2 separate regions of the Mus musculus genome follow, and region 2 is linked to region 1. A link is a loop called in an ENCODE intact Hi-C map of the cell type or tissue named here. Cell type or tissue: heart. All regions are shown on one strand.

Region 1 (8,000 bases):
TTACCAATAGCATAGAGGTCATCTGGCCATAAAGTACATGTGTCATTTCCTCAAAGGTGGGTAATAGTCTAAGGAAGAAAGACTATGAGAATCATTATTCTAAGAATTTGGGTTATGTCTGCCTCTATAGTAAAAGGTAGGTGAGGTCTGCCTCCACAGATAGCAGAGATCCCATGGTCATTAACAAATTCCACTCTCAGCCTTTTAGAAAGAATGCAGGTATTTTTTCATTGAGAAGAGAACCCTGTGTGCTTAACATCCCTGGTTTTCCTAGTGATCTGTGGATAAAAACACTTTTGTGCCCTCAACATTGTCTTGCTCATTAAAGAGTGGAACTCTCCTGAAAGTGGGAGAATTAGCATAAGGCAAAGAGGAGATCCCTATTTGATTATCCTACACAACATGGTTAGTTCTGAAACCATTTAGACACAACCAACAGAAATTGATTCAGCAAGGTTTTTTTTCATATATTTGAGCATACTTATTCACAAATACTTAACAAGGAAGAAATTGGCTGGGTAGAATGTAGGAAGGGATGGAGTGAGGACAAGGAAAAGAGAAAATGGTGTAATATGTTTTAATTAAAATGCATAAAAAGAAATTTCATGTTAAAATAGGAAAGAGCAATAGCTTATGTATTATGAGCAATGGGTGTTGCTACAGAGGACACAAGTTCCTTTCCCAGAAGCCACATGGAAGCTAACAATTTCCTATGACTCCAGTCCCAGGCATCTCCTGACTTCTGTTGGCACTGCATGCAGCCACATGCAGGCAAATACACATATGCATTAGAAATAAAATTTTAAAAAATAAAAAATTATATACAATGATGTCACAAGTCTGAGTCAGATAGCAGTCAGGGCTAGTTAAAATTAGCTCCTCTGATCCTGAATGGAAACAGCTGTGGTTTCCCTCTAAGCTAACCTGCTTAGAGGCAAAAGGAGCTTTATTCTAAGGTTAGAATAGTTCAGCAAATCTGTTTCTCTAAGCACAGTGCCCACAGTACTGATAGATGAATTTTCCTTGAAGTTTTATGATTTGTGTTCTCTGTCATTTGTATATGTGAGAATCCATTGATGCATCTGTTAGATTGTACATCATGATTAACAGGTAGCATTGACTTCTGAGCCATCTACTTTCACAGTGTTATTTACTTGGTTTTCAGCTAAGACCTTGTAGTATAAGGTGAACATTCCAGAGGCATTTCTGTCCATCATTTTTTAATAATTTACATATATTTCTGCATGACTCTAAGCTAAGAATTCCCTTAAATATCTCTGCTTCTACATTGTGACTATATTCAGAAAAGGATTTAACTTGGCATGCTTAAGAGTAGGAAATCCTATATGTGAATATATACAGACTCCATAAGTAAAATTCTAAATACTTCCTTTGTTGAAGAAAATTATTGCTTTGGAAAGGACTCCCATGCTTTCCTTGCCTGCCACAGGGGGAAAAATATTTCTCAACTCTTCTGTCTTGACTACATCTGAAATTAACTAAAATTCAAAGAGTTGGGTACCTGTGGAAGATTTTTCTTAATTATGGCTTTTGGAATGGAAAAAACCTTTAATCTGGCTCTCTTGAGGTGATAAGATCTAGGCCACATCTTCTCATAGTAGCCTACATATATAGGGGACATTTAAGATAATAGCTCTTTCTCCTTGTCTGCTTTCCCTACCTCTGGCTAACAAGTTCATATTTTATTGGCATTAGAACTTACTTCAGAATTCTGGTATAAATTGAAGACCAGCTGAGACATACAACAACATGAACTGAACCACTATTAAATGGCCATTGTTGATCTAGTTGCACCACAACCTATTCTAATGTGAAATATTCAAATAAATCCACTTTCTATACACATGGGTTCAGCCTATCAGGTCTGTGTTCATCTAGAGAACCTTTACTAATACAACGCTGTGTGTGGATGTGTGTTCACTTCCCACTGAGGAAGATGTGCTGGCTAACAATAGTGCTCCACAGGTTTTGTTCTGTTCACTTTTTTTCTCCCAGGGTTCTCATACCTATCAGGTGAATACTAGGGGCAGTTTACCTAAATCCAGTATGAAGTACTCTACCCAAGCCAGATCAGAGTATTTTCGGGTTTACTGGGGGCAGCTCTCTGGTGGGTTCACAGATCCCAAGGAACCAGAGGATTCACTAGTTTCCAAGGAGGTCAGAGAAGTTGCTATGGGTGGGTAGAATGAGGAGGGTGGTAAGGAGAAAGAGAAAGATCAAGCAAACTGGGAGACAAAAATGAGGGGGTAGAGGGGAGTGAGGGAGGAGGAAGAGGGAGGGAGAGGAAAAAGAAGGAGGGAGCAAGGGAGAGGGAGAGACACAGAGACAGAGAAACGAAGAGACATAGAGCACAAAATGTCTGGATTATATAGGAAGAGCTTCTGGGCGGGGAAAGCCCAGCCCCTGGACTGGAAAGTTCAGGGTCAAGGCGGAGTATGCCAGCCATGCCCCATAACAGGTGGGGACTCAGGAGTGCTGTGAGAACCTGGAAGCTAGGTCAGCTTTCCTGTGTTAAATATACACATCAGCTGCTTGTCCCAGGTCTGCTTGGCCCAGCCACAAAACAAAAATCTTGTTCCCCAAAATCTCTCTTTGTTAATATCCTGGGCACCCTTCCACTTGTGGGACTGATTGACAACTCCACTGCAAGTTGAATAATGGGCTAGGCAAGCTATTTACCTTGATTGAGGGAGTAAGAAGTGCTGTGAGGGGAGCTCTGGCTGGTCAAGACCTGGGGTTCACTGCCCACAAAGAGGAGGAGCGGGCGGCTGAGCAGTGGTAGGTGGAATGCTGGAGAGGTAGGTGGCGTCCTCCCGGGGGCTAAGTTGGGAGACAGATGGGTAGGGTACTGGAGGACCCAAACTAGTGCTACTGGAATGCAAATTCCTGCAGATCTTGAAAAGGTCTTGCCCTGGACTGGAAGCCGCGGCTGAGAACGTCTCTCCACCTCCACCGGGTCCCTTAAACTCAGTCTAACCCTAGGGAAGGTGCTCAAGTCACTCAAGACCACTGGCCAATCAGAGCCTTGAGACGGACCTGCCAGTCAGAAGAAGAGGAGGGTTCTTCCGGATGCCTTGTGGCAGGTTCCGCTAAGTAGCAAGCTGGCTTTAACGTTTTTCTGTGATGTGCTCTCTGTCTTGCCACTTGATGCTGTGAAGTGCGCTCAGGCAAGCTCCGAAGTTGAGACATGGTGAGCACAGGGTCACTGACAACAACTGGGAATAGCGGGGAGCTGAGCAGCGGGAGCTGCTGTGAAGGGCGGGGTGGGAACCAGCGGCCACCTGTGAGGACCTTGCGGTCCTAGCGGCTCGCTGGACCTAGCGCTAGCCACTGAATAACTTCACTGTGGGGGCTGCATTTGCGCAGAGCATTTGGAAAAGAGGCTTGTGTGTAGAAACATCCTTGGCCTGATGCCAAATCCAGAGAGTTCTAGTTTCTACAATTTCTGTTTTTAGCATTTAACCTTAAGGTGTTTGATCCCTTTGGAGTTAATTTTGTGGAGGCTGTAAAAGGCATTTCATATGTTGGGTAGCAATCCAGAATCAAGCTGTGATGTAAAAGTGCAGGATTGATGATGTAAAGGATTTACTAATGCTTAGGAGATCGTGAGTCACACTAAGTGGAATTTAGCCTAGGGAGGACTGCCTGTAAAACACCCCACAGATAAGTAATATGCTAACCAGGGCAGTTAGAGATTAGGATACATGTGCTTGTTCACCAGGATTGTCCAGAAATATGGCTCTAAACCATAATAAAGGAAACAACCCTGATTTACAACCAGCCACTAGGCCAATCCCCATATAAAAGAGCAGGCCTCTAACAAGCTAACCAATGGAGCATTACAGGATCACAATCAACAGTAAGGCGTGGATGTGGCATGTTTTGGTTTTCTTCTTGAGAAAAGCATAATTCTGCCACATGGGCAAGATGACACCTGGTGACAACCATTTGAAAAGGAAAAAAAACAAAAAAACAAAAAAACCAAGGTTGTGTTCAGTGCTAGTCTGGGCCTTAGGCCCTGGTAGCTTTCCCTGAGGCCTTGAGGTATAGAGATAAAACAGAGCTCCTTCTCTAAAATCTGGAATGTGCTTGGGAGAGCTGGTAATGGTCTGGGACCAGGCCTTTGGAAGAGGTTGCTTCAGATTCTGAGAACACAACTCTTCCCACAATATGGGGTTTTGGTTATCAGTCCCAAGGCCACTACAGGCTTGGTCAATAATGTTTGTGAGATATACTGAGTTCCCCTTGTGCAGCACTGTTTGATTAGACTCCTGAGTGTGTCCTATTTTATGATGTTTGTGCTGACTTCATAGTTTCTTCATATGTTTCCTTCCATTTTTCCCACATAAGTAGTATACAAGATGTTATTCTTCTTAAGAGGCTTACTTAGCATAAGAAATAGTTTGTGCAAGACCTGGAGCCTCAGTTTTACATCTTCTTAAAGTTCCATGCCTCAGCAGGCTGGGAAATCTGCCAACAAACCCTGACCCATCAGCCTGGCAGGCAGGTCTCATCTTTCTGTCTCTCTGCCTTTCTGCCTCTCCCCCACGCCCCACCCCCACTTCTCTGCTTCAGAGAAGCAGGGGCAAACTTTTGCTCTGCTTTTAGAAATAGCAGATGACTCCCAACATTTCCTTTTATTTCTTCTTTGACCACAGCTACTAACAAGCTACAACTGACCTTCCTAAAACCCCCAACAACCCTCCACCCTGCCTGTCAATCCTCAAATTTATGTACCCTCCAGAAAGTTCCCAGAATTCCAGATGTCACAGCAACACAGAAATCTGTAGCTGCGAAAATCATGTTTCTGCTAGAGCATGAGGCAAATCATGGTTAGTGGCTGCAGACAGTCAGAAGCTGCCTCACATCCCACACCTGGGATTAAAATGACAACATTGGCACATTCTTATCATTATATTTCTGTGTTTTTTAAAGAAGCCAAAATTCCAGAATTATTTAAAATATCGCTACAAACCAGAATTGAATACAAGCTATTATTAAAGAGGTTGTTTTGTTTTGTTTTGTTTTTCAATTAATCTTTTAATGTATGGCTGACATACCCACCCCCTGGCTTAGGGATTGGGGTGCCCTTCTCCTAGTTGCCCTTCCTTTTGTGTAGAGCGATTTCTCCCTGGGAAGACATATTTATTATAGAACAGCTGCACCTTCACAGTTTCAGGAAAATGTTTCTGAGATAAGCTGTGTTGTCAGCTTGATCCCAATCTCTTGCTCTCCAAGGCAAAGAATGCCCTTGTTTTCCTCTTGATTAAACTTTCTAAATCCTTAAATAAGAGGAATATATCACAACAGAGTTTTAAACTGATTCATTTGAGTCATGTAATTAACTGTCCACTGCAGCAACAGGAAAAAACGTTTGCATTTGGAGCATGGCTTCTGCGTTCAGATCAGAACAGGAGGGACAGTTTACTGTGTGCACTACAGGATAAAACAGGGTGAGCAATAGCTGAATCACTGACTGAAGTTTAAGGGAGTCATCTGCAGGGGTCCCCTTCCTTTGTGAAGAAAGACCCGATTCAGACAGGGTGGTGCTTTTGTAATTTCGAAGCATGTATTAATTCATGGATATAAATGAAAACATACCAGATTGGTGGGTGTACAATTTGGAGAGTATTGTGTTGAGCCAATGAATATTGAATTCCAATTAGGGGACTGTCCTATGGAGATACGTACGGTCTTTGTTGACATAGTTAAGTGAGTGCAGAGGGTTGAGACACCAGGCCTTTGGCTGTGGCTATGTGTGTCAGGTTACAGGTCTCAGCAGGTAATATAGAACAAGGAAGTCACAGTCAAACAGTATCTTATTAATGCTGTGGACCTGGCTGTCAAGTTCTCCCAGCATCCCTCCCTCCCTACCTGTCACAGGGTATGGCTGACATACCCACCCTCTAGCTTAGGGATTGGGGTGCCCCTTCTCCTAGTTGCCCTTCCTTATGTAATTCAACCATTTTGGGTACCTGGTCTTTTTCGTCTGTTGTGTACCTTCCTGGCCTCTTAGTCTGGCTCCCCCTTCTCCCTTTCACCCTTTCTTCAGAAGGCTCACGGTCAGGTCTATTCTGGACTCTCCCAGATGCCCCTGCCCTGGCTATGCTCTCCCTTTTATCGATAATAAACATTCTACTCCACCATACCTAGGAGCAGCCATGTCCTTTCCTTTTTTTGTTTCTTTTTTTTCATTCACCTCCCATTTACTGTTCCTTGATTTCAACTTCATAGCCACCTTTTGCTTCAGTTGTTGTTTCTGTTTGAGTGTGACTGGAATTTGGCTGTAGGACTTCTGAGCTGTGAAGCAAAGGGATGACTGCACTGAACATTGAATGTGTGATGGAATGCACATCCAAAGGACCTTGGAGGATGAACAGGTACCCTGGGAGAGTGAAAGACTCTACTAAAACCCAAATTTACCATATTTGGGCCCTGTCTGCCCCTAGGCTGAAAGAGCAGAACCAGGAAGGCCTGTGCTGTCCGAATCATTTAATCTCTAATCTACCAATAAGGCAGCTGCTACTGTCCTGAGGCCCAGCTGGGTGGTCAAAGCTAATGAGGGGCTCTGGGCAAGCTAGCAATCAGGAGGAGCACCAGTGGGAGTTAGCTCCATATTCTTCTCTGATACAGTTCATCAGAGAGCTGTGAGAGAGGCCACAAGCCATGCCATGATGATTGCGGCAGCCACTGGGAAGAGCAGGTCAACTAATCTATCAGTGCCCAATCTGATTGGACTTGAATGGACTGTGAACCAGAGTGTGGTTCTATTAGTATATGTGGTGACCCAGACAGAGGGTCTTAGCCTCTGAGCCTGCCTGAGTATGGAATCCCTGGGGGAGCAAAGGAGAGGAGGCCCTACAGTTCTTGCCATAGTGTTGCTTATAATATCACTGCTCAGTGTGCAAACACAAGCCTTGCTTTTGGTGTGCAGTGCAAAGATAGGTTTCAAAACTGAAGGTCTGTTTTCTAAAAGTTCTGAACATTGCATTGCAAATTCAGTTTTCTATGATAGAGTTTACAAATAGTTTAGAAACTGGAAGAGAGGAAGTGATGATCATCCTTCACTATCACCAGTCACAATGGCGTGATTCATGGAAATTCAGTTCCAGGGTTCTAAAGGAGTTCCTAAGATGCAGAGGTGTATCAAGTGTGCAGGTAGGTAGTGCAGATTCGACATCATGTGCCATAATCCATGTGGCAGGAAGCATACATTAAATTAATTCTTCAACATTGAATTGTGTTTGAGCTCAGTGGGGCAGGGTTTGAGTGAGATCACAAGGAGACATGGGGCGCTGCTGAGCCAAAGCCCACCTTTCTGATCACCTCCATGCAGAGAGACCTGTAGAGCATAGGGCCTCACATGGGGTCAATAGTGGCTGGAGGGTCAGAAATTTTAACAGTTTTAGGGGTCACTTTGAGTTATTTTGTGGGAGTTGTAAAGTCTGTGTTTATTTAATTTGTTTACACATTCAATCATAGATAATATTGGTCAAGTTTACATTTTTCCTGCCTGAGTTTCCTTGGATCTTTCGAGTAAAACTTGCCTATAATTTGGGGCTTATGTTCTTGGCTTTTTTTCTGCATCCCCTTACTGTTTCACAAATATTGTAAACTTTTTGGTTGTTGTAGTTCTGTGATAAGTATGGATGGAATTCACATTGTGCCAAAATGTGAACTATTCTTCATAATCCTATTGACAAATCTGAGGGATTTTTCACATGGTAAATAGCTCTGGAATCTGATTTCATGTTATATATTTTTAGGAGTTTTCTTTAGATTGTTTTGAATCTACATTGCAAATTTAACATGCCCAACATCCTTTTTTCTTTTTTTTTTTTAAACATCTCTTTAATGGTGTTGTTTAGAGTTATATAAATGGGTAAAGATATTCTACATAAGTATTCATTTAGCAAACTATACTAAGTGTCTGAAGCTGAAAATGATGGGAATAATGTACAAATCTATAGAAAGGGGAC
Region 2 (8,000 bases), 150 kb before region 1:
AAATAAAAAAGATTTCAGCCTTGATTTCTTCCATGGGACTGTCATTTTTGTACACCACAATGACAGGATTGCTAAATTTAGAAATTTTATGCAAACAATTAACACTAACAAATACCCAGTAGATATTTCTCATACTATACTAAAGTGGAACTATTTTAATTGTTCAATCTCTAAGAATAGCATTAGCAAAATGGATCATTTTACATTCAACAACACTTTGGAATGGTTAGCAAAGCACAAATTTGACATGGTGCTGAGTGAAGAAGGTTACAATTTGTATAATGCTGTGTATGCTGTGGCCCACACCTACCATGAGCTCATTCTTCAACACGTAGAGTCTCCAGAAATGGCAGAACCCAGAGGATTATTCTTTGACTGTCAGAAGGTACAATTTCTTACATTTCATTATGCTTAGATTTATCAATGTGTTCTTTTAAATGGCCCCTGAGAAACTAACATACATTTGTTAGAGATTATTCTTCTCTTAGTAGGAAGATTTCTACACTACAAAAATCCCTAAAGAATCCTTTCCATATATATATGGAATACTTTATATATATATATATATATATATATATATATAGAGAGAGAGAGAGAGAGAGAGAGAGAGAGAGAGAGTATTAATTACCCATAAGTTATATTGCATTTTCTTACATAGGATAACTTTAGTACAGCTTTGCATTCTAGAAGCCATTAGAAATATGGTATATTCTTACTTTACATTGCCTTAATTAATATGCATATGTAATCATCTAATGATGCATCTCACTTAGGTGGCTTCCTTGCTGAAGGCCACAGTCTTTACTAATCCTGTTGATATATTGATATATATATATATATATATATATATATATATAATCATGCACAAGGATAACATTTACTAAGAGACAATATTTTTGTATCATTATCAGTGAGTTTCATGAAAATGTGTCTAAAGATTTTACCAAATGAGTTGAATATTTGTAATAGGAGCCAAGAGTGCTCTCATAAGAGGCTTAAATGAGGTCTAGATTAGAATAATTTCTCAAGAGCAATTTTCTCAAAACATGGTATATGTGCTGAGACTAATAGTTACTAATTTCAAGTAACGTTTATAAAAACATAAATGATGAAGATTGCATATTTCATTAAGTTTATGCTTGTTTCATGTATGTATACTGTGTGTACATGAATGACACACTACCACTCTTAGTTTCCACAACTTACAAGTATTCAGACTTCCCACTCATTTTCACATACATGGCTACATTTTCTTTTTTTTTTTCCATTTTTTATTAGGTATTTAGCTCATTTACATTTCGAATGCTATACCAAAAGTCCCCCATATCCACCCACCCCCACTCCCCTGCCCACCCACTCCCCCTTTTTGGCCCTGGTGTTCCCCTGTACTGGGGCATATAAAGTTTGCAAGTCCAATGGGCCTCTCATGGCTACATTTTCAAAAGTTATTTTGACAAATATGTGGACACACACAGATACACAAAAGAACACCAATACATACAACAACATTCTATTTGGTAAGCATTTATTGTAGCACTTTTTTTCATAGAACATTAATAGAAATTATATTAAGTATTAATTACCCATTGCATTTTACTACCTAGGATAACTTTAGTACAGCTGTGTATTCTAGAAGCCATTAGAAAAATTAGGTGACATTCTTATTTGACATTGTCTTAATTGATATGCATATGTAATCATCTAATGATGAATCTCACTTAGGTGGCTTCCTTGCTGAAGACCATGGTCTTTACTAATCCCCTTGGAGAACTGGTGAACATGAAGCATAGGGAAAATCAGTGTGCTGAGTATGATATTTACAAAATTTGGAATTTTCCACAAGGCCTTGGATTAAAAGTGAAACTAGGAAGTTATTTTCCTTGTTTCCCACATAGCCAACACATTCATATGTCTGAAGACTTCGAGTGGGCCACAGGAGGAATATCAGTGGGTATACCACAATTTACATCCTTTTCAGTATAACCTAAAATTTAAAATATGAGGGGCTGAAGTGATATCTCTGTCTTTAAGACCAGTTGCTGTTTTAAAAGGGACCCATCCTCAATTACCAGGATCAACATTTGATAACTCACAGCTTTCTATAAATCTTGGTCTCTGGATTCCATGTTCAATGGCACCCACACGCCTATTTAACCCACAATACAGAAACACATTTACAAAATATATACATACAAACAGTGAATTTATGTCATACTGTGTGAACATGTTTATTTCCTAAAGAAGTACAGCTTATACTAATTAACTGAATATTTGTCAAAAAGCTTCTATTTTAACCTTGGAAAAACTTTATTAATTCTATGAGGTTTACATAGCATGTGTTTTTCATAATCACCAAACAACTCTTCGATCTACCATGACTTCTCTCACCACTCAATTCAGTATCCTTATTTTTTTATTTATAAACAATGTGAGAAAAAGTGAAGCCACATAAATATCCCTTTTGGATTTAGTCAGTTTGAGAAAGAAATTTCTCAAATCACTACAACCCAGATGTTACACACATAATAACCATGAAGTAGTCAATATTGAGTGACTTTCAGGGCATTGCAGGCATATACAAAATGATAAAGTACCTGAAATTGATAAGTGATGCCTGTTAGCACAGAAATATATATCCACATCTGTTGTGTCATATATGCACATATATGTAATTACACATGTTACACACACACACACATATACATATACATATACATATACATATACATATATTCCCAGGTTCCCTCCTCCATGTGTAGTGTAACATGCACTGCTGGATTCAGAAAAATTCATCAGAAAGAAACTGCAGACTGCTGTTTTGATTGTGCCCAGTGCCCAGAAAATGAGGTTTCCAACGAGACAGGTATATGTTTGCATGCAGAAAAGAAATTTGCTGAATTTGAGTATCTTCCCTCTCAAAACTAGGAATGTGAGATGACCTAGATGGAAACTAACGACCTAAAAGTTCTGTGTTTTAGAATTTAATTATTTGAATAGTATCAACATTTTTTCACCCTGCATATAACTTGCAATATCTTCTACAAACAACTATGTTCTCTGACAACATGTAGTTACTTATTTTATATTTTGCAGGAAACATTTAGGGAGACAAACATCTGTAAACACTTTTAAAACAAAAAAAAAATAGGTTTAATCTATGTATTTGTTTCATCTTTGTTGATTTTTTTTTTACAAAGTAACTTCCCAACATGATCAGTCTACAATTTTTCCTTCTCACCATCCAACTTGGTCCTGACAAAGACCAGAAGCTCAGGGAAATAGATGTTCTTTAATGAAACATTTTTAAGAACTCACATGGCATAAAGGAAGAAGCATTGCTGTCAAAGAATTAGAACATTAGTGAAGATTTCTAGAGTGCACCCAGAGATGGGACATTTATCAACAATCACATCTTAGCTAAGGAATGAGGATGCTTGTGATTATGCATAATCTTCATACCATCTAGGTTGGATTGTGTAGTTGTGAAGAAAGAGATCTTATCACAGTGAGGGTGACCTGCATAGGCCTATGAGGCATATAGCTTCATATTCTTTATGCAAACAGCATTTGCATGAGAAATTGGATGTTCTTGTGCCTATGCGAAGATACTGACAAAGGGCACAACCCTCAAAGCCAACAAAATGCATGATGTATTTTATCAACTAGATTTGAGAACTAAGTCTGCATATTGCACAAGTATGTGAGCAGTCAACTTAAGGTTTGAGGTATTAAATAATCTGAGTTGATTCATATTACTATTCATAATGCACTGAAAAATAAAACATTTTTCTTTCTTTTTGTTTAATAAGTATATTTTTCCTCCTGCATTCTTCATGGTGTTTTGTTCCATCACAATGCATAGGTTAACACAGAGAACCCTTAAGTCAATGCTACCTACAGCAATAAGGAATGGAATAGATGCTCATCACCAAAATATTTATTGAGGAATCTTCAGAATAAAACAAATACTCAATTGTTAAGTACATAATGATGCTATCTTATGAGGACTTCTTGTTGTTTGCCAGCAGATATGGAGAAATGTGTGAGCTGTCCAGATGATAAGTATGCCAACATAGAGAAAACCCACTGCCTCCCAAGAGCTGTGTCATTCCTGGCTTATGAAGATCCATTGGGGATGGCTCTAGGCTGCATGGCCCTGTCCTTCTCAGCCATCACAATTCTAGTACTAGTCACTTTTGTGAAGTACAAGGATACTCCCATTGTGAAGGCCAATAACCGCATTCTCAGCTACATCCTGCTCATTGCTCTAGTCTTCTGCTTTCTCTGCTCATTGCTCTTCATTGGACATCCCAACCAGGTCAGCTGCATCCTGCAGCAGACCACATTTGGAGTATTTTTCACCGTGGCTATTTCTACAGTGTTGGCCAAAACAATAACCGTGGTCATGGCTTTCAAGCTCACTACTCCAGGAAGAAGGATGAGGGGGGTCATGATGACAGGGGCACCTAAGTTGGTCATTCCCATTTGTACCTTAATCCAACTTATTCTCTGTGGAATCTGGTTGGTAACATCTCCTCCCTTTATTGAAAGAGATATAAAGTCTGAACATGGGAAGATTGTCATTCTTTGCAACAAAGGCTCTGTCATTGCCTTCCACGTTGTCCTGGGGTATTTGGGCTCCTTAGCTCTGGGGAGCTTCACTATGGCTTTCCTGGCTAGGAACCTTCCTGACAGATTCAATGAAGCCAAGTTCCTAACTTTCAGCATGCTGGTGTTCTGCAGTGTCTGGATCACCTTCCTCCCTGTCTACCACAGCACCAGGGGAACAGTCATGGTGGTTGTGGAGGTTTTCTCCATCTTGGCTTCTAGTGCAGGCTTGCTAGGGTGCATCTTTGTCCCAAAATGTTGTGTTATTTTAGTTAGACCAGACTCAAATTTTATACAGAAGTACAAAGATAAATTGCTTTATTGAAACTTTCATAGTATGAAATTTTTTGGAGATATTCAACATATTTCTTTTGTCTTAACAAAAGTAGTACTTAATCATAAAAAATTTTAAGTAATATACAAATTTGAAGTTACAAACAGGACATCACTGTCCATTGTTATGCCAATTCCTAAAGTTTGGTGGAAATGGCTTCATTCATAAATACACAAACCTGAAGATGTTGAGAACCAGAAATCTCAATTGAGTAATGGCTACCATCATTTTGACCTGTAGTTTGTGTGTAAGCCATGTACCTAATTAATGATTAATATAAGATGACCCTACTGACTGTAGACAGTGTCACCTCTAAGCCAGTTGTTCTAGGAGTTATAAGAAAGAAGACTAGATAGGATGGACATGAAGCCAGTAATCAGCATTATTCCATGGACTTTCATTGAGTTCCTGCATCCATGTTCTTGTCTTGGCTTCTTTCACTTAACTGTGAACAAGGTGCATAGGGAAATAGCACTTTTTCATATATCCCTTTTGACTGTGGTATTTTCTTACAGCAACAGAAACTAAGACATCAGCAAATTGGTAAATTACATTGGTTGGGATTTGGAATATCATAGATTACTGATTCAGCAAAGTTATTGATTTGAAAAGAGAAACAAGATGGAATGTTATTAGATTGTGGAGCAGAGTTACAACATTGTATATTGGTGGTGGCCATCACAGAGGCCTGGAGTATTGGAAAATTTTACAATGTTCTATGAACTTATTCAAAATATCAGATAATATAATAAGAGTACAGTATATGAAAAGGATCATGGGGTTCAGTTTGTGACTACTGTATAAGGCTCTTGAACCTTATATGAAAACACACCATTTCATTATGAAATATGTGTTTTATTCTGTGAGAAAAATCGGTAGTGGAAATAATGCAATACAAATACCTTTATCACAATTAGGTCAGTGAAGTTTGTGATCATATACCACTCTAGATGAAGGATCTCATTATAAATTTTGTTAAAATATTAGTAACTAAAGATAATTCAGTTTAATATCACACACATAACGACACAGATACAAACACATACACTTTACTATTTCTGAATATCAGTTCATGAAAGTCAGTGATTTTTTTCCCTCAGAGTATTGTTTGTTGCTTTAACTGTTATATGGTAGCTTATTTTTGAGAGTTTATTTTAATTGCTTTTTTCTTTATATTTCTTGATTCCAACACACCATTTGTAACCCTATACTCCTATAATGCACATATAATGCATGGCACTGTCCTTCTCAGCCATCACATGGCCCCATATATCATTGTTACTGAATGCATATATGTATTTGTATATACATTTTGAAATATAAACTGTAGAGACCATGTAAAATTGCATACTTTTATGTTCTGGTGTCTGATTACTTGGTACTACATGGCTAATCTTTGTTCCTTTCTCTTGCAATGCCAACCTGTCCCATTCCCATATTTAAAGTTTCCTGTAAATGACTGTGAGGGCTAGAAGCTTTGTGACCTTTCTTCCTTCCATACTAGCATGCATAGTATAGTGATCCTTCCTCTGATTGTATTTTTGGAGTCATATTCATAAGACATTTTGGTCTACCCATTCCCTTTCTAGAATATTTGTGTTTCCAGCCAACTTCCTCATCTTTTGACTCTCAAGATCTTTCCTACCACCTCTTCACATTTCTTTTTGGCTTGGATGAGGGACAATTTTGTAAGAAGATACATTAATCTGTATTCCCTTTAGCCTTTCTTCTGGTACCCATGTAGGGTACCTTCTAGCAACTTGAATTCTAGACATTAGAGGTAAAGCTTCTAGCTGGGGACCAGCACAAATTTTCCATACTGATGACATAAGTAAGGTTTGTCTTCAGGACAATCTTCTTTCTACCAGTTTATATAAAACAAAAGCAGCACTCGGGGTTCAGAAATCTTTGTGGAAAAGTGTCAGAGGTATTGGATGACTTCAACAAAACAGTATCATTAAGACACAAAAAGGACTGATAATCATATGAGGTGCGCGTCCGGGGGTTGCTTGTGAGTAAAATCCTCCACCCCCGCCGCCTCCCCTCCACCGGCCCCGAGACCTCGAGCCCGCGAGTAAACCCTGAGGCCAGGGGATGACATCCAGTGCGCACGGGCCCCTTCCTCGCGGAACCCCTGACGCCGCCCCGGCCCGCTCGACCCGGAACAGGACCTGAGCAGCAGCGGAGTCGTGTGTGACGTCACAGGGACATTACGCCACCCGCCCCGCGTCCCGGACTGACAGAGGTGAGGCAGGGGAATAACCGCAAGTGCTAATGACTGACAAACAGCGGAGGACGGTGGCCACGCCCACCCTGGCAGGAAGAAAGCGGTGATGTCAATGTGGTCGCGCCCCTATACGGCGCCCCAATCCGGGTGATTGACCGGAAACGGAAGCCGGGACACGCCCGTGTTGGTGACGTCACCTCGTCCATTTATTGCGTTGGCCCTGCCCTATCGCCCCGCCCCCGTCGCCTATATCCCTCCCCCTTCCTCTCGCCCCTCCCCCACCACCACCGGGTTCCGGTTTTCAGCTCCGAGCGGCCTGGGCGGCCTCGGCTCGGACCGGCTCGGCTCGGACCGGACCGGCCGAAGCAATAATTACACCACAGCATTCGGTTCCTCTCATAAATATGCAAATGAGGGCCCCGCCCTCCGAACGGCGAACGGATCGCGTATCATTTGCATATTCATTGAAGTTTTGCATATGCTCTTCTCCCACCCCCCTCGCCACCACCCCCCCCATGCTCTGTGCTTTCTCCACTCTAGAATATGCAAATTAACCGGGAGGCGGAGGCATGGTGTAGGTGGGCGGGGCCAAGTTCATGGTGGGCTACAGCCTCTACCATGTGACCCCGGGATCACTTCCTGTCTAGAACTCGTGGTGGGGCTACTTCCTGTCTGGACCTCAGGCTGAGGTCACTTCCTGTTTTTTAATAATTCATAAACTCACAAATCTTTGGCTTGTCTGCATGCAAATGTGGTAATGAATATTCAAATGAAATGCAAATGCTATGCCAATGTTTCAAGACATCAATTCCTGACCAAAAGGGGCGGAGC

What was found. Hi-C counts contacts between places; a loop is a spot of excess contacts. Peaks named below come from ENCODE experiments on the same cell type or tissue, not always from the same donor. Only the 100,000 strongest peaks of a DNase experiment are listed, where the experiment ranks them.
Region 2: it touches region 1 in a loop (10-fold over the local background); 9 of 42 quality-filtered maps call a loop at or near these places.

The regions. Positions count from the first base shown.
Region 1 is chr9:124,277,286-124,285,285 of GRCm38, reverse strand. It overlaps Gm39469, which reads left to right and starts at 1,869. Exons shown (of 5, transcript XM_011249869.2): 1 at 1,869-3,211. The coding sequence starts at 3,209. In heart, no CTCF peak of the experiment used is centred here; a DNase peak (open chromatin) is centred at 3,025; H3K4me3 peaks cover 2,032 bases; H3K27ac peaks cover 1,844 bases.
Region 2 is chr9:124,425,009-124,433,008 of GRCm38, reverse strand. Gm20783 reads left to right here. Exons shown (of 5, transcript XM_030244774.1): 2 at 1-385; 3 at 1,723-1,947; 4 at 2,740-2,863; 5 at 4,029-8,000. The coding sequence ends at 4,933. Among named protein-coding and RNA genes, the nearest start is that of Gm20783, 5.1 kb to the left of the region's middle. In heart, no CTCF peak of the experiment used is centred here; DNase peaks (open chromatin) are centred at 7,218 and 7,748; H3K4me3 peaks cover 1,482 bases; H3K27ac peaks cover 1,225 bases.